2 separate regions of the Homo sapiens genome follow, and region 2 is linked to region 1. Evidence: read pairs that join two places in POLR2A ChIA-PET (ENCODE). Cell type or tissue: CD4-positive, alpha-beta T cell. All regions are shown on one strand. Links, peaks and the distances in the headings refer to the core of each region. The heading gives the core; the rest is flanking DNA. Region 1 overlaps DTX3L (deltex E3 ubiquitin ligase 3L). Region 2 has its middle 13 kb from the start of PARP14.

Region 1 (10,991 bases), core at 3,068-7,067:
GAAGAGCGCCGGGAGGCCTTCCGCGCCCCACGGTTCCCGGCCGGCAGCACGCTCCCCGCCTCCCGATCTCGTCCGGCTCTGGAAGTAACACCTGCAACTCCGTGCATAAGTTCTCTGGGGGTCGGAGCCCCTGGACTCAGAGCAGCGGCAGGAAGGGGGCCTGGCGCAGCCATCCTCAGCTCGCTGGGACTGCAGTTGCGCCCCACCCAACAGGCTTGTGCCTCGAACTTCTTTTCTCTGAAAACCGCTTCCGTCAAAGATTGAGGCCTCGAGTTTGCGAACAGCTGCCTCAGGATTGTGTCGCCCTTTGGGACAGACGTTACTGCCAGACAAATCCTGGGTCAAAATCCTGAGGTCTGCAATTTTATTAGTTATGTAGCCTCAGTCAATAGCATCTGTACAGTGGGCACAGCCATAACTATTTCATGTTATTATAATGAAGATTAAATGAGATAAAGTCTGTAGAATGCCTGGCACATTAAAACACAGGAATCAGTATTCCTTTCCTTTTCTGTTGGGCATCCCACTCCTTTCCCCCCAATTCTCCCTACACACCCATATTTAGAAAAATACACTGGGTTCTCTCCTGTGCTCCCTAAGCCAGGGCTGGAGTCAGGTTCCCCTCTGGCCCAACAGGGCATTATTTAATTCAATCAACGCGTATTGAAGGCCTTTGATATGCCTGGCACTGTGTTAAGATTATAAAGATGAATTAGACACAGATCCCCTCTCTTTGGAGTGAGGGGTGAAGTAGGAGGTGGAGAAATAAAACATAGATTAATACTGTTACCTGGTGTATCACGAAAAGTCCTGGCAGTATACAGATGGTATACTCAAAATTAATAATTGAAGATAATTTAATAAAGAAATTATTTACACAGGTGTGGGCAAAGGGTTAAGGAAACCATTGAGAGATGGTGAAGTAGCCTCCTCCCCTTACCATCTAGGCTGAAGGGGCAAGGGAGGGGGCATCTCCTGAACTTGGTAAGAGCTATACCAAGTGCCAGCAGGTAGAACCCATGACTGCTTTCGGAAGACAGCCAGGGGAGTATAAGCATCCCAAGTACTCTCTCCGTGTGCCTTCCAATCTCGTGCTGGTACCTCCCACTGCAGAACCCAATGAGTAATCAGAGAATGGAGCTGATGTGGTACTTAGAGGTCAGCCCTCAGTACCACCTCCAAGGCAGAGAGCAGGGTAAAAGGTTTTGGTATCGTATTTGCATTGAGATACATATAAAGTATTAGGATAACAGAAATCAGTGGTTCGTTGTAATTTAGAGACAAGATTGGAGAAAAGTTTCTATAGTAGTGGCATTTCAGTAAGACCTTGCATGATGAGTAGGGGACTTTCTAAGAGGAAAATCAGGTGAAGAATGAGAATGAGGTGTGTCTCTCTCTCCCTCTCTCTCTTCAGAGTTCCCTTTTTCATCATCTGTCATGCAGAGAGCAGCGATGGGGGTGGATTACACAGAACAAAGATCACATGAATGAAAGCATAGACTGTGCTTTGGAAAATCTTGTAGTCTGGTGTGACTGAACCCTAGGGACTTGGTGGTGAGGAAGGAGCACAAAGTATGCAAAGTGGCATGAGCAATCGCTAACGGCCATGCTGCTGAGTTTAAACTCTATTTTCTAGGCCAGTGGATCTCTAAATGTAATTCCCAGACCAGCAACATCAGGTTCATTGTGAAGCAGTAACCAGGGTGATAACCCCTAGCACCGCGTTACATTACATCTTACTTTGCCTCACTTCTCTTTTTGTTTGTCCTTGGGCTTGGACCTCCAAAATTATTAATATCTTAATCTTTGCATCAAGCTCTATGTTTTAGATCTGATCAATAAAAATGACCCAATCGATAAAAAAGGAAATAGCACCTAACTTCTGTATGGAAATCAAACCAAAAACAGTACTAAACATTTTTTTTTTTTTTTGAGACAGAGTCTCGCTCTGTTGCCCAGGCTGGAGTGCAGTGGCCTGATCCCAGCCTACTGCAACCTCTGCCTCCTGGGTTCAAGCAATTCTCATGCCTCAGCCTCCGGAATAGCTGGGATTACAGATGTGTACCACCATGCCTGGATAATTTTTGTAAACACTAAACTATTACGGTAAGTGTAAGGAAGTCCAATAAAGATCTTATTTTTCTCCTAATGATTACTTTGATGCTATTTTCAGGGAAGCATCAAATATGTATTATTCTTTTATTTTATTTTTTCTTTGGAGAGAAGGGTGCCCCTGATCTAATAGTGCTCAATGACCTGTCTGGGTACTTCAGCACCAATGTTGGAGAGGTGAAACAGAACCTCAAGAAGCAAGGAGAGGGCAAATATAGTTTGATAGGGTATTGTATATACTCTCTCCAGGAGAGAAGAGATGATATCTGCAGCCTACTTTTATCTTTATAACCTATATGTTATAAGGAAAAAATACTGAGAAATGTGATTTTTACAGCCAAAAGTAACAGCAGTGAAGTCAAGAGTAGTTAAGTTGTACTGTGATCATATTTAGGAAGCAGCTACACACAAAATCAACCAAAGATCTCCATGCACATGTTATACAACTGTATGCTGTGTGTGTTGTAGGAAACACCCAGAATCTCAACCTAAAGGAAAAAAAAAGAAGCAAGGGAAAGAACACAATTTGTTCCAAATCTTTAACTTTATTTAAAGCAGATACAGATGATAACAGCTTCCAAAGAGTAAAAGCAGTAACCCAAATGCTCTGCAATCTCCCACACCATGAAACTTGCATGTCACACACAGTGCAATCTCCCATCCAGAATCCAGAACTTAGTAGAAACCAAACTTTTGCTTCTTTGGAACAAATTTAGCTAAAAGATGAACAGCTAGAAAATAACTATAATAGTAAAGAATTTAATGAATCACCAAAAACTAAATTTATAATCTGATTTTTTTTTAAAAACATGTATCATTTAGCTTAAGCTTCCTCAACTCTCTGGACAAAGAAAAAGATTCTGAGTTTTTAAGTTCTTCCAATAGGATTTCCTCTGGGGAAATTTGCTTTGAATACTGTGTGGGAATCCATTTCTGAGAGAAGCCCAGAATAAAGGGATCGCCTCAGGCTGCTCCATGGAGAAGTACCCTCATGGGAGACAGTACAGCTCTGGGGGGCAGAGCTATGGGGGCAGACTACCTGGTTCATACCCCAGCATTTCCACTTATTAACTGTGTGACCTTTGGCAAGTTGCTTATCCTCTCTGTGCACCAGTTTTCTCAGTTATAAAATGGGAATATGAACTGTATCAATCACACAGATGTAAAGCTGTTGTAAAGGGGACAAACTAAGGTAAGTACTCATTAAATATTAGCTATTATTATCTGATAAAAAAATTTGTACATGTGTGTATGTGTATCTTTGGGAAAAGAAGAAGACATCTTGTTTACTATTTTTTTGGAGAGAGGCTGGGACATGGATAATCACATAATTTGCTATTATTACTTTAATCTGACTTGAAGAACCGTTTAAAAATAAAATTTAGCATGTCATATATTCCTTATAGTAGGCTTATTTCACCTTTTTTCTGTCCAGAGAGAGTATCAGTGAGAAAGATTTTAAGGGTGAAAACATGAATTGGTGGGACTTAGTAAAGAGCTGAAAAACTACTACAATGTGGGCTACGGTTATTATAAAATGATAGAGATGGAAACTAGAGTAAGTTTATTTTGTCTGTTAAACCTGGAAGTGAGCTAGGCATGGTCACTCACGCCTGTAATCCCAACACTTTGGGAGCCCAAGACAGGAGGATCCCTTGAGTCCAGGAGTTCAAGACCAGTCTGGGCAACACAGGGACACCCCATCTCGACCAAAAAAAAAAAAAAAAGCCAGGCATGGTGGTGCACTTCTGTGGTCCCAGCCACTTGAGAGGCTGAGGTGGGAGGATCACTTGGCCCCAGGAGGTTGAGGCTGCAGTGAGTCGTCATTGTGCCACTGCACTCCAGCCTGGGGGACACAGTGAGACCCTGTCTCAAAACAACAACAACAAAAACAAAGCAAAACAAAACAAAAAACACTTGGAAGTGGGGTATACTCAAAAATATAAAATTATCTAGAGAAAAACAATGCTCAGAAATATATAGCATTACTGTGGCAGGGCAAGTGCACCCAATATGGCAGTTTACAAGGAGCAGAAAGCAAAGGCTCAAGTGAGGGGCCTGGTCAGAGTTCAGGCTCCAAGTGTTCTAGAATAAGAAACTCAAGTCAGGCACCGTGGCACATGCCTATAATCCCATCTACTCGAGAGGCCAAGGTTGGGGGATGGCTTGAGCCCAGGAGTTCAAGTCCAGTCTTGATGTCTTCCCTTGAGAGACAGGGCAATATAGTAAGGACTTGTCTCTTAAGGGAAAAAGCAATGAAAGAAAGAAGCTCAGTTTTCCAAATTAGTAGCAAGGACTCCAGAAATGGCTTCCTTACTCCTGCCTCTGCCAAAGATTTAGGAGGCAAATATCCCTCTGCTGGCTTACTAGCAACCTGAGTCAGGCAAACAATTTTATGAAACACTGCTACAGTTTAGTTTGTTTGACCTCCTCCAAATCTCATGTTGAAATTTGATCCTCAGTGTTGGAGGTGAAGCCTAACGGGAGGGGTCTGGGTCATGGGGGCAGATTCCCCCATGAATGGCTTGGTGCTGTTCTCATGGGAGTGACTCACTCTTAGTTCCTGAAGAACTGCTTGTTAAAAAGAGCCTGGCACCTCCCCGACACCTCTCTCTCTCACTTCCTCTCTGTCATTTGATTTCTGCACACACTGGCTGCCCTTTGCTATGAATGGAAGCAGCCTGAGGCTTTCACCGGATGCCCAACCTTCTAGCCAGCAAAATTGTGAGCCAAACAAACCTTTTTCTTTATCAATTACCCAGTCTCAGGTGTTCTTTTATAGCAACACAAACAGACTAAGACAGGCACCAACTATATACTAGGCTCTTGGTCATTAAAAATGATAGTCTTGTGTGGGTGTGGTGGCTCATGCCTGTAATTCCAGCACTTTGGGAGGCCAAGGCAGGAGGATCATTTGAGCTCAGGAGTTTGAAACCAGCCTGGCCAACATGGCAAAACCCCGTCTCTACTAAAAATACAAAAAATTAGCCGGGTGTGGAGGCACACACCTGTAATCCCAGCTACTCAGGAGGCTGAGGCAGGAGAATCGCTTGAACCCGGGAAGTGGAGGTTGCAGTGAGCCAAGATCACACCACTGCATTCCAGCCTGGGTGACAGAGTGAGACTCCATCTCAAATAATAATAATAATAGTCTTATTCCATTTATTACCAATGCTTGCCCAATCTCTACTCATGGCCACTTTTCTTACCATGAGTAAGAAAGCAGAATGTGGGTCTTTAATTTTTCACAACCAACCCTTTTTCCTCCCATTTACAATAGAATTTCACTTTCACAGGTAGAGATGAAGGGGAAAACACACAAAAAACCAAAGAACCACCCCAGAGATGGCAATGAAAAAGAGATCAATTGGCAGCCGAGAGTCCAACTGAAGGACACAGAAGATTATTTCGGACCCACCTCTAACCCCAGTGATGACACAAGAGGGATGACACCTTTGCAGCAGATTTTACACAGATTTGGGGGGCTTTTGTCTTCCATAAAAAGTATCACTCCAGGGCTGGGCGCGGTGGCTCACGCCTATAATCCCAACACTTTGGAAGGCTGAGGCGGGCGGATCACGAGGTCAGGAGATCGAGACCATCCTGGCTAACACAGTGAAACCCTGTCTCTACTAAAAATACAAAAACAAAAATTAGCCGGGCATGGTGGTGGGCGCCTGTAGTCCCAGCTACTCGGGAGGCTGAGGTAGGAGAATGGCATGAACCTGGGAGGCGGAGCTTGCAGTGAGCCGAGATCATGCCACTGCACTCCAGCGCGAGCGACAGAGCAGACTCCGTCTCAAAAAAAAAAGTATCACTCCAGAAATGACAGACTAGCAGATTGTTATTCTTATACAAACCATTTCTTGAGAAGAAAAATTTCAAAGTCCTTTCTACATAAGGATTTAGACTGGCATTAAATCAGCCTCCTAAAATATATTTTTTTGAAAGCTTGATTTAAGACATCTTCCAGCAGTTGTCTTACTCAATTCCTTTGGCTTTCAGCTCCTCTTTGACACGTTTCAGGTAAGAAGGATCAGGATAGCCATACCTGAAGAAACAAAAATTCCTTTAGTGTCACCACAAATTGTTCGGATATGTGCAATAGATATCCAGCATTTAAGGATTTAATTAATATCCAGTGTTGCAAACATTCACAAGTAATCCTGAAGGTGGATGACGTATCATGACTTTTAAATTCGCAGATGCGAGTCATTTCGCTAGCGAGTGAGCCTAGCTGTCTGGCCAGCATCTGCCTTTCAAGCTGGCTTCTACCCTGCCAACTACAAAGTATTAATATGATGTATTTATTACATTTCGCATCAAAGGGCAGGGGGTTTGAGAATCCAAGATGAATAGTAATACGTTGATTTACTTTGAGGCTTCATGTCTATGTTAATTCTTAAAATTTTTCAGTTTATGGTAAGTAGTGACTCTCCTAAAAATATAATAATATACTGTGTTTTAGGGGGGCATCGTAATCACATGCTAGTAGGATTTTCAAATTTAAGGTTTTGGAAAAGTCTCAGGGTATATATTTTTTCTTTAGTGCCAAGGGTCTGAGGAATCCTATTTGGGTTTCATAAAGAACAATTGGATTTCGTATAATACAGTTTCTACCAATAGTCTCCTCACAACTTAGACTTTTTCTAGAATATTATTGGCCAAGTGATTTCAGGTTCTCTGTGGACTGGTGGGGGAAGGGGTGAAAAAGAAAGGTGACCTTAAAAGGAAGCAAAGTGACATTCCGAGCATCTAGCCTTCAGATAGACACAACGCCTCAAATTAAATCAGCTTATATAGTATTCATCTCGGATTCAAAAGCCCCCTGTCCTTTGGTGCAAAATTTAAATAACTCCATAGTACTTTATAGCTGGCAGGGTAGAAGTTGATGGGGACCAATCTTTCTGTCTTTGAGATTACCATCCCCGATCAGCAGCTCTCAAAACACCAATTCCACTGCTATAGAGTCTACTTATATCCACATCCAGAAATTGCCGTATTTCATAATCCCTATACTCTGTTGAGCAGCCATTACATCCCAAAAGGATCTCACATTTCTGGTCCTCCAAACCGGGATGTTTTGTGGTGAATATCATTCCAAGTGATGACATCTGAGACTCCTAATACGCGAGAGTACCCCACTGTAAAAATCAGCTTTTGGTCAAAGGCCCTATAAAGCAGTTTCAAAACCTTCCTTCCTTCCTTATTATCAGGCAAGTATGCAGTTCGCTGTATTCCAGGGTATCTCTTTCCTGGGTTTGGGTGTTCTTCCTGTGTGAGAACAAGAAAATGTCATGTGAAAAGAGTGCCCTGTCTAATTTTTACTATAGGTATAGATGTGTTCATTTGTAGATAAAGCAAATCAAAAGCAAGAAAGGTATTGAAGTTATGCTCATATTCCCAATAACTCATATTTCTCCTCTTTCCTTGAATTCATGCTGGAAACACTGTCCACCTTCCTGATACCCCCATCTCAAGATATAATCTCCACCCACCCTTTCTCTGTCTTAAGAAATAGACACAAAAGGTATTTGAATTACCAGCAAACATTGTGACCTTTACCACTATTTCAGTCCCTTGCACATGACCCTGGAGATAATTCCTTGGGAAATCTATTGTCTAATAGGCAACAGGACAGTCTCTTTTGCCCTGGTAATCGTAGCATAGTGGCAAGAAACCCATGGACTTGAGAAATACTTACTGTTTGTATGCCTGCTTTCATAGAATAAGTAATCACAATGGTGCCAAAGGACTCATAACCTGGAAGTGAGTCTCTTGAAACAGTGAAAACCATGCTTCCCTCTGGCTGATTTCCTTTCTGAATACCATAGGAAGTCTGGCATGTGGGACAGATTGGCTTATATGACATGGCTTTGTTGATACAAGGGGCGCAGAATTCATGCTTGCACTTTGGTAGCACTTTTTTGTTACTAATGGTGTCCATACAGATGACACAGATGCCCTTTTCCTTCTTGTCCAGTTCTGAGGCCTCAGAACTCACAGAGCCCTTGAGTGGCGGAGAAGCTGCTTTGGAATCATCGCTATCAATGTCCATCGGTGTTTCATGACCCTCTTTCAATTTCTTTCCAGCCAATGAAGACATTCCTCCTCCTTTTAGAACATACTGCTTCGCCTTTGCAAGGTGATTTGGCAAACCAGTCAAAGTCATTGACTCTTGATTTAGCACAAAGTGTACATTTGGATGTCTTTTTCTAAAGTCATCAGCAAACTTGGTCTGATGTAAGTGCTTTCTCTCCTTGCCCAAAGACTTCAGTAAAAGAACTTCTCTCATCAACTGACATGAGGCATGTTGAAAGGCATCGATGAAACTTGCATAAGCATGCACAGATAGATCTACCTGCCTGTCCTTGGATTCAAACAGAATGCAGGTTTTCTGACCTTTCTCAGAAACCTTGCTGCAAATGTCATACCTTTTTTCGATCTCTGATATCTCCTGTAGTAATTCAGTTTCTAAAAGTTTATAGTGGGCACTATCAACCTCAATTACATTCATCATGTAATTGGCAGCAAATAGTTTCACAGGTATCTTGACAAAAGCTTCAGAGATTTTTTGTTTGGCAGCTGAAATGTCATCTTGGGTCCCAAGGAGAGTTAATTCGCCTCCTTTCTCCTTTATAAGGAGCTTTGTAAACTGGTGATTCAATTCCTGTTTGAATTTATTTGCCTGCTTACTGTCTGCTAAAGAGACACATTCTTGCTTCAGAGGTTCTGTGTTCTTCTGAAATTCACTAGCAAAAGACTCACGAGCTGCTTCCAGGTCACCTGATCGACTTGAGGTGAAATCTAAACAGACCATATTTGGAGAACTCTCCTGGATTTCAATGTTTACACCAAATCTTTTCTCTATTGAGTTGATTTTATCAGGACAGATATATTTAAAGTATTCAAAGTAAGGCAAGGGAACTTCAAAATAGTTGCTTTTTTGTTCTGCCTTGGTTTCTGGTTCAGAAGGAGAAATGCAGCTGTCCCTCTCCTGCTGACTGAGTGGCTTCCTCTCTGTCATTGAAGGGGAAAATTGTTGTTTCTGCTCACTTTCCAGGAACTGCTCACTCAAAAATTGATGTATTCTTTCAATGTCTTGGAAGTCACCACACACCTTCTCAATTCCATCGTGACCTTCCATTTTTCTGATACTAGGGCACAGTGTGGTTATGTATGCCCTCTGCTCTTTGGAGAACAGGTTACAGTTCAGGTCAGCTGTTACAGTAAGAAAGATCTGAAATTTTAAAAGGAACAGGAACAAATAAAACCTCTCAGCATGCAGGCCTACCATCTTCTCTTCAGGAGAATGCATAGAGACTAGAGAAACAACCACTACATCTTTCCCAAGTGGGGGCAACTTCTTTCAAATCCTATTTATTTATTTATTTATTTATTTATTTATTTATTTATTTCAAGATGGAGTTTCACTCTTGTTACCCAGGCTGGAGTGCAATGGCGCGATCTCAGCTCACTGCAACCTCCGCCTCCCGGGTTCAAGCAATTCTCCTGCCTCAGCCTCCTGAGTAGCTGGGATTATAGGCATGTGCCACCACGCCCGGCTAATTTTGTATCTTTAGTAGAGACGAGGTTTCTCCATGTTGGTCAGGCTAGCCTGGAACTCCTGACCTCAGGTGATCCACCCACCTCAGCCTCCCAAAGTGCTGGGATTACAGACATGTGCCACCGTGCCTGGTCTCAAATCCTTTTTAGAGGATACAGCACGCTACATCCCAGAGGTTCTCAGCCCTGTCTGCATATAAGACTCACCTGGCGAATTCAGGGAAAAACAAACCAGCCAAAGCCCAAGCACATCCCCAGAGATTCTGATGTTAACTAATCTGCAGTGGAGCCTGGGCATGAGCATTTCTAAAAGCTCCATGGCCAAGAGATCCGTGTTCTACAACTGCCACTAGCTGTTTGATCTTGGGAACAGCAGTCAAGGGAAGGCACCTGTGCTCTCTGGGCAAGTTGTTGTGGCCCTCACAAAAGTTTGTGAACTTGGAAGGGAGCCATAAAACTGAGGGCAATGGCTTTTCCTATTACTATTTTTTCTCTTCTTCACTCTTCCTCCTTTATTCTTGTTTCAACTAAACACTCGACTGCATGCAAAGTTGTGGACCCTTCTAAACCCTGGCCTTTAGAAGCTCAAATATAAGACACGCCAGGTTAAGATAAAAAGGACAGAGACCAATTGACTGTAATATAAAAGCAAAATTCCTAATGTTTTGTTCCTTCTCAAGGACTTTGCATGTTAAGATCCTTCCTCTAGATCTTCAAAATGTTTCCTGAATCCAGCCATTTCTCACACCTCCATCAAGGCCACCAAAGTGCATGCCATTATCATCTTTCACCTGGCGCACTGCAACCCCTCCTAACCAGGCTCTAACTCTCCATTCTATCCCCTTTCTACGTTCAGTTTTCCAACAGCAGCCAGAGTGACCCTTTAGAAATATAAACCAGATCGCCCTCTCCCCTGGCTCAAAACTATCTGATGAATCCCCTAACATTTTAAGTTAAAAATCCAAAATCCTTACCTTCAGCCCCAAAGGCCTGTCTTCTGGGTACCTTCCCGAGTTCCTAGCACCTCTCTCCATTGCTCACTGCCCTCCCCACCACACTGGCTTCCTTAAAGCTTCTGGGCCTCAAAATGTCAGCTCTTGGGGACTTTGCACCTATGCTTCCCTCTAGGACACTTTCCGCCCAGAAATCCACTTGGCTAGAGATGTCACCTCACTTGAGGTTTTTCCAGACATCCTATTTTAAATGGTGGTTCTGTCACTGTCTGTCACTTATTCTTCTTCCTAGCAGGTATGACTGGCAGACATTTTATTATATATCTATTGTTTACTAATATTGTCTGTTTCTCTCTCTAG
Region 2 (10,991 bases), core at 3,274-7,273, 96 kb before region 1:
TAGTGCATACTGCAATGCTCTGCTTGGATCCCTTCTTCAGAGTTATAAGCCCATTCCCTAGCTGCTGGAAATATTGGCTGCTGACAACTCATAGCAGCATCTCTCATTGGCCTTGCCTTTGCCTCACCTCTCCCACCTATAGCAGAGATTACTGTTGACTCTTACGTTTGAATCCAGGTCTACCTCAAGGCCAAGTTAGCCATATCATGTTTATATGGCCTGAATAACAAAGCTCTGGTAGTGACTGTATGGGAAAATAGAGACTTTCATACCTGGTAGATTATTTGTTAATTTTTCCTTGTAATATTGCCACTTTCTGCTTATCTTCAGATAAGCAAAATCTCAGATTTTGCTTAATTTGAAGCTATACAGTTTCAAGATTTTTATATTTTCTTTTAAGAGACAGGGTTTCGCTATGTTGCCCAGGCATGTCTTGAACGTCTGGGCTCAAGTGATCCTCCCACCTCAGCCTCCCAAAATGCTGAGATTACAGGCATGAGCCACCGCACCCAGCCTCCAGTTTCAAAATTTTTGTATCTTCCCAGTGAATTGTTCCTTTTTGTCATCAGTGAGTGTCATTCTTTCTGCTGTATTCTCATTGCCCTAATGTCCATTTTGTCTTATATTAACATTTCTATGACCACTTTACTAGATCTTGCCAAGTGGGGCAGATACTTCGAGTAGATTGATTACTTACTCTAAGATACTCTTTTTTTCCTTGCTAGGGGAATTTCAATTTTTTTTAGATACTAAGTAGCAAAGTGTTTAGCTAAAATAGATGTTCTTTTGACCCACACCTGACTGATGCTTGGGCTAAGCCAGTTTTAATAATCTAATTCCCTTCTAGTGGGATTGGTTTAGGGATGACCATGTGAGCCAGTTCTAGGCAGAAATATAAAGGGAAGTCCATTGTCTGCTCCTGGAAAACACTTTCTTCCTCCATAAATAGAGACATGTGAGAAGAAATCATTTTTCTCCTTCTTTTTTTTAAAAAAAAATGTTATCAAGTAGGATGTGACCAGCCATTTTGTAACTTTGAAGGCCAATCTCTCAGAAATCTACAAAATGCCTGGATATTTGATGGCACCATTGAGCTATAGAACCAACCTTAGAACACCTACCTCAAAATTTCTTGTGAAGTGAGTCAATATACATCCCTGTTATTTAAGCCTGTTTTAGTTAGTTATTCCGTTGCCTATTGCCAAAAGCATTCTCTCTGATACACCTGAAAAACTTTTTCATCCCTTTTCTGTCAAATTTTCTATGTCTTTAGTTTAGGTAAGTCTCTTGCTAACAGAATACGGCTGGATTATTTTAAATCCAATCTGTCTTTTAATTGGCAAACATAAATTTCTAGATATTATAAATGACTGGTATAGTTAGACTTATTCCCACTATTTTATTTGTGGGTTTTTAAATAAACTACCTTCTTCCTTGCTTATTTTTCTTCATTTCTTAGATTAGATTGATAGTTTGATATTATTAGATTGATATCAAATATTAGATTATAGTTTTTATTAGATTGATAGTTTTTCTTTATTCCCTTTTTCCTTCTCTATTTTGATTGAATTTCTGTATCTATTCTTTTGCGGAGTTTAGACTAAACAAAGTATAAAGCTAGTCAATACATCTCAAAAGACACAAAGACCTGAGAAAAACTTGCCCCCTATTTTGCTATCCTTTTGCTGTTGTTAACTGTTTTTTAACACTCCAAAATTAGTCTTTTCAGAATTAGTCAATATTTATTTAGCAATATGTTTAACAATTAACAATTATTTTGTTCTAAAGCACTCTTTTTTCTTCCTCATTCAATCTTCTTTTTCCTAAAGTAGATACTTATTATTTGCAGTTCTTTCTGTAAGAGCTCATGAATGATGAGCTTTCTCAATCTATTGGTCTGAAAATGTCTTTAATTTTAATAATTTTTATTTTGAAATAATTTTGACCTCACAGAAAAGTTGCAAGACTAGTATAGAGAATTTTTTATTTCCTGAACAATTTGAAAGTAAATAGCTGACATAATACCCCATCACCCTGAGTATGTTGGAATAGGACATCGCAAAATATGGCATGCTGCCAGTCAGAATGGCTATTAAGAAGTAAAAAAATAACAGATACTGGAGAGGTTACGGAGAAAAGGGAACACTTATACACTACTGGTGGGAATGTAAATTAGTTCAACCATTATGGAAAGCAGTGTGGTGATTACTCAAAGAGTCAACAGAACTACCATTTAACCCAGGAATCCCATTATTGGGGTATATCCCCAAAGGAATAGAAATCATTCTACCATAAAGACACATGCACGTATATGTTCATTGCAGCACTATTCACAATAGCAAAGATATGGAATTAACCTACATGTCCATCAATGACAGATTGGATAAGGAAAATATGGTACATATACACCATAGAATACTATGCAGCCATAAAAAAGAACAAGATATATATGTGTGTGTGTGTGTGTGTGTGTGTGTGTGTGTGTGTGTGTGTATGTGTGTGTATCATGCTGGCCAAATCCAGCATACTACTTGTTTATGTAAATAAAGTTTCATTACTTCCCTAACTTGAGCCTGGAATCACTCATTATTCCAATTAGTGCTGTGTTCATCGATTTTAAAGTGTTACTGTCTCAGGCTTTCTCAGTGGACAGTGCTAGGGAATACATGTGTACACACACAAGTGCATTTTTTATTTCTCTCTGTCTTTATATCTATATATCTATATACTTACAAAATGATGAGTTTATACTGATACCTCCAGTTCCAAGCCAACACTACAAAGTTCATTCTGGTTTTTTTCCTTTGCATATTTGTAACTCCTTTCTCCAATAGTGAGAAATCTGCCTTCCATTATCCCCAATATATTTACTTATTGGGTCAATCCCTTCTACATAACTGTGTTGGATTCGATATAACTGTGCAATATCCTGTGTTGGTTACATACCAATCTCCTGTTGCTACCACCATATCCCCATGCAGCCACCCTCCTCACATTGCTCAGGCATTCCTGGAACTAACCCAACTTGAACATAATGTTATATATAAACAATATATAAATAATATATATTATTATGTTATATGTAATATATATTATTTATAAATAATATATATTATGTTATATGTAATATATATTATATATAAATAATATATATTATGTTATATGTAATATATATTATATATAAATAATATATATTATTATGTTATATGTAATATATATTATATATAAATAATATATATTATTATGTTATATGTAATATATATTATATATAATATATATTATTATGTTATATGTAATATATATTATATATAATATATATTATTATGTTATATGTAATATATATTATATATAATATATATTATTATGTTATATGTAATATATATTATATATAAATAATATACATAATAAACATTATGTTTATGAATAAACATAAACGGAATAAACATTCCCTGGGAAAGGCTGACATTTTAAAGCATCTTTTAATGCCACTGAACGGAAGGCTGGTCAGTGGCTGGGAATAAGTGCCATCTGCTCAATCCATGTGTTTTCCACAGCCTAACCATGAACACCTTGAAGAAAGCAGTAGCGTCCTTCCTCCTTGCAGCCTCAAATTCAGAGTATTTGGACGTTGCATCTATCATCCGCCAAAAAGTGCAATCTTATGAGCTATTCCACGTACAATCAAGTAGTAGATATCTCAAAGCCCTTACATACAAAAAAAATTTGCTCTGAGGAAGAGATTTGGAAGATCTTTTCTGTTTCTAAAAATCGGTCATAAGCCTGAATTAAAATAAATTAAATCCCTATCCTACGTATCAACTTCTTCCCTAAATCCCATAATCTCTTAGTCATTTAAAGGCATGAATATGAAAGAAATTTCAGTATAAATGACTCCCTTTTTATAGTAGGCAATGTAGCTAACTTAAAACAATTTTTTTCATATACAGCAGGAGGTGAGAACATTATTCCAGTTATCTTTTCCTGCTTAACAATCCTCCCCCAAATTTAGTGGTATTATCCCTCAAGATTCTGGGGGTAGACTGGGCTAAACTAGACAATTCTTTCTCAAGAATTGAGAAAATTGTAATCAGACTGTGGCTGAGGCTGGAGGCATCTCGAAGCCTACTTACTCACACATCTGGTACCCAGCCTAGGATAACTCAAAAAACTGGGGGCTGGACCCTCTGGAGCTCCTCTGGTATCTCTATCAATATGTGGGCTCACCACATGGTTTCTCCAGCATGGTGGCTTCAGAGTAGGTGAACTTTCAACTTGGTGACTCAGCTCCTAAGGCATGTTGAGAGAGAGCAAGAGAGAGTCGAAAGCTCTATTACTTTTTATGACTTGGCCCTTAGAAGTTATAGTTTCACTTCTCAAGCATTCTATTGATTAGAAGTGAGTCATAGCCTGAACAACATAGCTAGACCCTGCCTAACAAAAAACATTTTTTAAAAATTAACTGAGCATGGTGGTGTGCACCTGTAGTCCTAGCTACTTAACAGGCTGAGGCAGGAGGATCACTTGAGGCCAGGAGTTCAAGGCTGCAGTGAGCTATGATGGCACCACTGCACTCGAGAGAGAGACCCCATCTCTAAAAAATGAAGTGAGTCACTAAGTCAAGTTCATAGTCAGGTAGAAGAGAAACAGATTCCACATCCTCACTGGAGGGGTGTTTAAGAATTTGCAGACATTTGCCTCTCTGTTCCGAGATGGCTGAATAGGAACAGCTACAGTCTGCAGCATCCAGCGTGATAAACACAGAAGATGGTGATTTCTGCATTTCCAGCTGAGGTACGTAGTTCATCTCACTGGGACTGGTTGGACAGTGGGTGCAGCCCACGGAGGGCGAGCCAAAGCAGGGTGGGGCATCACCTCACCAGGGAAGCACAAGGGGTTGGGGGATGTCCCTTTCATAGGCAAGGGAAGCCATGACAGACTGTACCTAGATAATCAGGATGCTGGCACCCAAATACTGTGCATTTCCAACGGTGTTAGCAAATGGAACACCAGGAGAGTATATCCCGCACCTGGCTCGACAGGTCCCATGCCCACAGAGCCTTGCTCACTGCTAGTGCAGAGACTGAGATCAACCTGCGAGGCAGCAGCCTAGCAGGGGGAGGGACGTCCATCATTGCTGAGGCTTGAGTAGGTAAACAAAATGGCCAGGAAGCTCAAACTGGGCAGAGCCCACCACAGCTCTGCAAGGCCTGCTGCCTCCGTAGACCCCACCTCCGGGCAGGGCATAGCTGAACAAAAGGCAGCAGAAACTTTTGCAGACTTAAACGTCCCTGTCTGACAGCTCTGAAGAGAGCAGTGCTTTTCCAAGCAGGTTGTTTGAGCTCTGAGAACGGACAGACTGCCTCTTCAAGTGGGTCCCTGACCCTCGTGTAGCCTAACTGGGAGACACCTCCCAGTATGGGCTGACTGACACCACATACAGGCGGGTGCCGTATGTAGAAAGTTAAAACTGGATCCCTTCCTTACACCTTATACAAAAGTTAATTCAAGATGGATTAAAGACTTAAATGTTAGACCTAAAACCATAAAAACCCTAGAAGAAAACCTAGGCAATACCATTCAGGACATAGGCATGGGCAAGGACTTCATGTCTAAAACACCAAAAGCAATGGCAACAAAAGCCAAAATAGACAAATGGGATCTAATTAAACTAAAGAACTTCTGCACAGCAAAAGAACCACTATCAGAATGAGCAGGCAACCTACAGAATGGGAGAAAATTTTTGTAATCTACCCATCTGACACAGGGCTAGTAACAAGAATCTACAAAGAACTCAAACAAATTTACAAGAAAAACACAAACAACCCCATCAAAAAGTGGCCAAAGATATGAACAGACACTTCTCAAAAGAAGACATTTATGCAGCCAACAGACAATTGAAAAAATGCTCATCATCACTGGTCATCAGAGAAACACAAATCAAAACCACAATGAGATACCATCTCACACCAGTTAGAATGGCAATCATTAAAAAGGCAAGAAACAACAGTTGCTGGAGAGGATGTGGAGAAATAGGAAAGCTTTTACACTTCTGGTGGGAGTGTAAATTAGTTCAACCATTGTGGAAGACAGTGTGGCGATTCCTCAAGGATCTAGAACTAGAAATACCATTTGACCCAGCGATCCCATTACTGTGTATATACCCAAAGGATTATAAATCATGCTACTATAAAGACACATGCACATGTGTGTTTATTGTGGCACTATTCACAATAGCAAAAACTTGGAACCAACCCAAATGTCCATCAATGATAGACTGGATTAAGAAAATGTGGCACATATATACCATGGAGTACTATGCAGCCATAAAAAAGGATGAGTTTATGTCCTTTTCAGGGACATGGATGAAGCTGGAAACCATCATTCTGAGCAAACTATCACAAGGACAGAAAACCAAACACCGCATGTTGTCACTCATAGGTGGGAATTGAACAATGAGAACACTTGGACACAGGGTGGGGAACATCACAAGTGGGGGCCTGTCGTGGGGTGGGGGGCAGGGGGAGGGATAGTATTAGGAGAACTATCTAATGTAAATGATGAGTTAATGGGTTCAGCAAACCAACATGGCACATGTATACCTATGTAACAAACCTGCATGTTGTGCACATGTACCCTAGAACTTAAAGTATAATAAAATAATAATAATAATAATAATAATTTGCAGACATTTTTCTTTTCATTTTTTATTTTTTTGAGACAGGGTCTCACTTTCTTGCCCAGGCTGGAGTGCAGTGACTCAATCATGGCTCACTGCAGCCACTACCTCCTGTGCTCAAGTAATCCTCCCATCTCAGCCCTGAGTAGCTGAGACTATAGGCACATGCCAGCACACTTGGTTAATTTTTAAATTTTTTTTATAAAGATGGAGTCTTGCTGTGTTGCCTAGGCTGGTCTTGAACTCCAGGGCTCAAGTGATCCTCCTGCTTCAGTGCAGACATTTTTTAAACCACATATACTCCAAGTCTTTTCCTTTGGATTTGAAAAGTGATTGCGCTTCCTTTGTTTTTTGGCAGGTGTTGCATCCTGGCCAAGTGATCTGAGTTTCCATACATATTCTAGAAAACAGTAGTTAATTACAAGAGCTAACATTTATTGAGGGCTTGCTAAATGTCAATCATTATTCTAAGTCCCTAAGTTCTCTATCCTGTTTGAATTGTATTTCACTTGATATCTAAATAAAATGTCCGAAATCCCCATTCAGTGCGCTGTGGAAAGGCCGAGAGCTCTCTGCAATATCTGTTTTCAGGGGCCTACATTTTTCCAGAGAAAGTGCGCAACTAAATCTGCTTCATGGCTCCTGCCTCTGTGGTCCTGTTTTCACACTGCTTCTACTCTAGAAATACTACCCCCATTTCTTACCCCCAAATTATCACTAACATACTTACTGAAAATTAATTACATCTCAATGTAGAAATCAACTCCCAGGTCAAAGTTCACACATAACTATTTCTAGGAATTAATTTATCAGGCAATTCCTGCCCAAACCATTTAACAGTTAACATGGAAAGGTCCTCTCCGACTCCCTCGCTTGAGATCAGAAGTCACAAGTTGGTGTCCACCAAACTGAAGCCTGCCTGAGACCTGCTTTTGAAAAATTCAAATTAGATGCTAACATTTTAAAAGTGAGTCTTCATATAAAACCTCAGATTTACAGCTTATTTGGGGAAAAACAAACAAACAAAAAAACAGATGGTTTGCCATCAGCTGCAACCAAGGGTCCTGGCTCCAGTTCAGTAAAATTTCCATTTGGCTCACTTTGCTCATTGGCATCCCAGCCCCTCTAGACATTTGGGTTTGCAATGCCTTGCCCTAAGATCCACCTCTTCTGATCACCCCCTTCCCCATGTTCCCAGGCCCCTACTGCTTCTCTTTAAGCCACCTATACAAACTCAAAATCCCTCACTTTATTATACTAAATAATTTAACTTTCTTTAAGTATCTTGCATACACATCTAGTTACCTAGCCCAGGTTTGACCGCAAACTTTTCCCTTAAAGAGCGAGAGAGTAAATAGTTTAGGTTATGTAGGCCATATGGTCTCTGTTGCAACTACTCAATTCTGCCATCCAAGACCAGAAGCAGCTGTTAGGGAAATATAATTAAAAGCCAAATCTCCTGCTGACCCGGAAAACCTCTACACAAGGCAGAAGAGAAAGAAAATAGTATATTATTGAATAAGCATTAAACCAGAATGTGATGCTTATCACAGGTAATCCACTAAAAAGATTTCAAAGATAGAAAGAAATCTCACCTTTTTACGTAGTCCAGTAGATACACCCCATTACACACATGTTCTCAGTTGATAACTAGCCCTCAAGTAAGAGGATTTGACAATACCATTTGTCACACATAGGTCATCCTAAACCACCCAGTAATTGGGATGGCCATCTGTGTTAGCTAATTGTCTTTATCCAAAGAAATAATAAAATTTCTCATAGTTCTATGACAAGTAGGTAGTTATGATTTGGAGCCAGATGCCAGCTGAAGTCAGGCTCCTGCCCTCCCGTGGAAACCGGGAGATGGGGCACCATCCTCCTTGATGATTACATTTCAAAGAGATGGCTCCCAGGTCCTTGAGAAAACACTCCTGGGTTGTAAAACTGGCAAGAGGCTTTAAAAAAAAAATGCCTTCAAAAGAGATTTTTATACATCTCAAAAAGGCAGAAAGAAAATTAACAATTACAAATTTTCAAAAATAAAAATGGGAGGAGAGTTTCCTCTTGTGCACCTGAGAGAATTAGATTTTTAATTTTGATTCATATTCACCCATATGCAGCCATAGAATGTACATAAACAAGTGAGTATGGCTGTACTTCAGTACAACTCTGTTATGGACACAGAAATTAAATTTCCTTTTTTTCTTTTCTTTTCTTTTTCTTTTTCTTTTTTCTTTTTTTTTTTTTTTGGTTTTTGGTTTTTGTTTTTTGAGGCAGAGTCTCACTCTGTCACCCAGGCTGGAGTACAGTGGCACCATCTTGGCTCACTGCAACCTCCGCCTCCCGGGTTCAAGAAATTCTCCTGTCTCAGCCTCCCAAGTAGCTGGGACCACAGGCTCATGCTACCACATCCAGCTAATTTTTGTATTTTTAGTAGAAATGGGGTTTTTGCCATGTTGGCCAGGCTGGTCTCATACTCCTGAACTCAGGCGATCTACCTGCCTCAGCCTCCCAAAGTGCTAGGATTACAGGTGTGAGCCACCACGCCTGGCCTGGCCTTTTATCTTTCTATCAGAATATAGATTCAACAAAGTCCCTATAACTAAACAGAAACACAGTCATCTGTCCATCTGTGCAGTTTAGGAAGGCAGCAAAAAACTGTATTTTTATAAGCCAATTCAGTGTCCTACAAAGACAATCTCATCATAGCAATATTAAAGTTTTTAAAAAATCTATTTTTTTAAGATCAGATTTTTTTGGAGGAAACAAAAAACTCACAACCCAAAGGATGGGATTTTACATCTCAGGACATCTCCCACATAATAAGTCTATAGATTATAAATCATTTTCAAATTTTACATGTATTTAGGAGAGGGACATTAATCAATCCCCATTTCTATTTTAACAGGGGGGCAAGGTAGGGGAGAGGGAAAAACAGTTTGGTATCTATTTGGAGGGAGAGTAGACATGAAGAGGGCAAACCCTAGCTTCTCATTATCTACAATCAATGTTTTTTTTTTCTTAAAAAAAAGCTTTCAATCTCTCTTTAAAAGCCTACTTCTTAGCTACTAGCCAGTCCACCCTAATTATTTAAATTCATTTGGTACACACTTTTGTTCACTGGGCAAATTATATTCATTATGCCCACTGCTGCAGCACGCATAAACCAACACCCCTGCATGGCTGAGCAGGGCCTAATCTAGGACTGACAGGAGAAGTGCTTGCAAACCAAGATCAAGGTGTCATTTCTCTGCTAATACTGTCTACCAAGCTGATCCCTACAAAAATGCACATAAAAGCAGGCAAGTTTAGCTACTGTGTTGCAAGAGAAACCAGGACCTTGTTAAATAGTTCTCTCCATTACCATTTATTCTCTCAAGGGAGACTTAAAAAAAAGAAAAGAAAAAGAAAAAACAACCCATTGGTCTGGCCACCTCATAAATCCAACAACCATTGGTGTGTCATTTCAGTGGAGAAGGAAACTTGGGGGGAAAAAACCATCGAGGTTGTGAGAAAGGCTCCCAATTTAACTGTCCCTGTCCCTATTTATCCACCTTTATTCACCACCCAAGACCATCCATTACCCTAGAGCACCCTGATCTATAAAAGGGGTCAAACCATTAGGAGTAGGCAACGAGTGAGAACCAAAAGACATCAAGAAACCGATTTGCTTGAGAAAAGCAGCGATTCTGCCTTTCACTCCTCTCCATGGCTGAGAGAAAATGCCCAAGAGATCATCTATGTGACTTAGAGACTGCTTTTTGGGAGGTTAAGAGTAGCATGAAGAGCTTAAGATGACGACAAGAGTCTAAATTTTTAAAGTTTCAAGGTTTCAACAGAATGTGGATATATTCGAACTTTCAAAAAGGACAGTGTTTAAAAAGGGTAAAACCAGGACACACAAACATTGGGAATTATCATGACCCCCAAGTGCTTCTGGCTCCGGGAAATAACCATTCTTGTGTTTGCTGGAGGTCGCACAATTTTCCCCTATTACCTGATACAAAATGACTCATTACCTCCCAAAAGCTTCTTTTCAAACCACAATTTTCCCATTTATCTTGGTCCAATGCAGTCCTATTCTTTATGGCCTATAGACTCACCCCGAACTACCCCCTTGGAGGGTAAAAAAAAAAAAAAAAAAGAATGAAAGAATTCCCTCTAGGCTGGCCCCTAAAACTCAGAATTAAATAACAGGAGGGGCTGGGAGCCTCCTGAAGACTAAAACAACTTGAGGCTAAATCTACCTTTCCAAGAGTGAAAAATTTATTTAGATGTTTGAGAATTCATATATGCCACAATAGGGTAAAAAATA

What was found. Peaks named below come from ENCODE experiments on the same cell type or tissue, not always from the same donor. Only the 100,000 strongest peaks of a DNase experiment are listed, where the experiment ranks them.
Region 2: POLR2A ChIA-PET joins it to region 1 with 6 read pairs; 16 of 35 experiments call an interaction of 5 or more read pairs at or near these places.

Annotation. Positions count from the first base shown.
Region 1 is chr3:122,566,850-122,577,840 of GRCh38, reverse strand. DTX3L (deltex E3 ubiquitin ligase 3L) reads right to left here. Exons shown (of 5, transcript NM_138287.3): 3 at 7,817-9,352; 4 at 7,169-7,386; 5 at 2,638-6,163. The coding sequence ends at 6,094. It overlaps PARP15 (poly(ADP-ribose) polymerase family member 15), which reads right to left and starts at 191. Exons shown (of 12, transcript NM_001113523.3): 1 at 1-191. The coding sequence starts at 173. RefSeq lists enhancers at 1-224, 1,759-1,808. In CD4-positive, alpha-beta T cell, for the core only: no CTCF peak of the experiment used is centred there; a DNase peak (open chromatin) is centred at 4,690; H3K27ac peaks cover 668 bases.
Region 2 is chr3:122,662,840-122,673,830 of GRCh38, reverse strand. No RefSeq gene overlaps it. Among named protein-coding and RNA genes, the nearest start is that of PARP14, 13 kb to the left of the region's middle. RefSeq lists enhancers at 4,503-4,552, 3,978-5,177. In CD4-positive, alpha-beta T cell, for the core only: no CTCF peak of the experiment used is centred there; no DNase peak of the experiment used is centred there.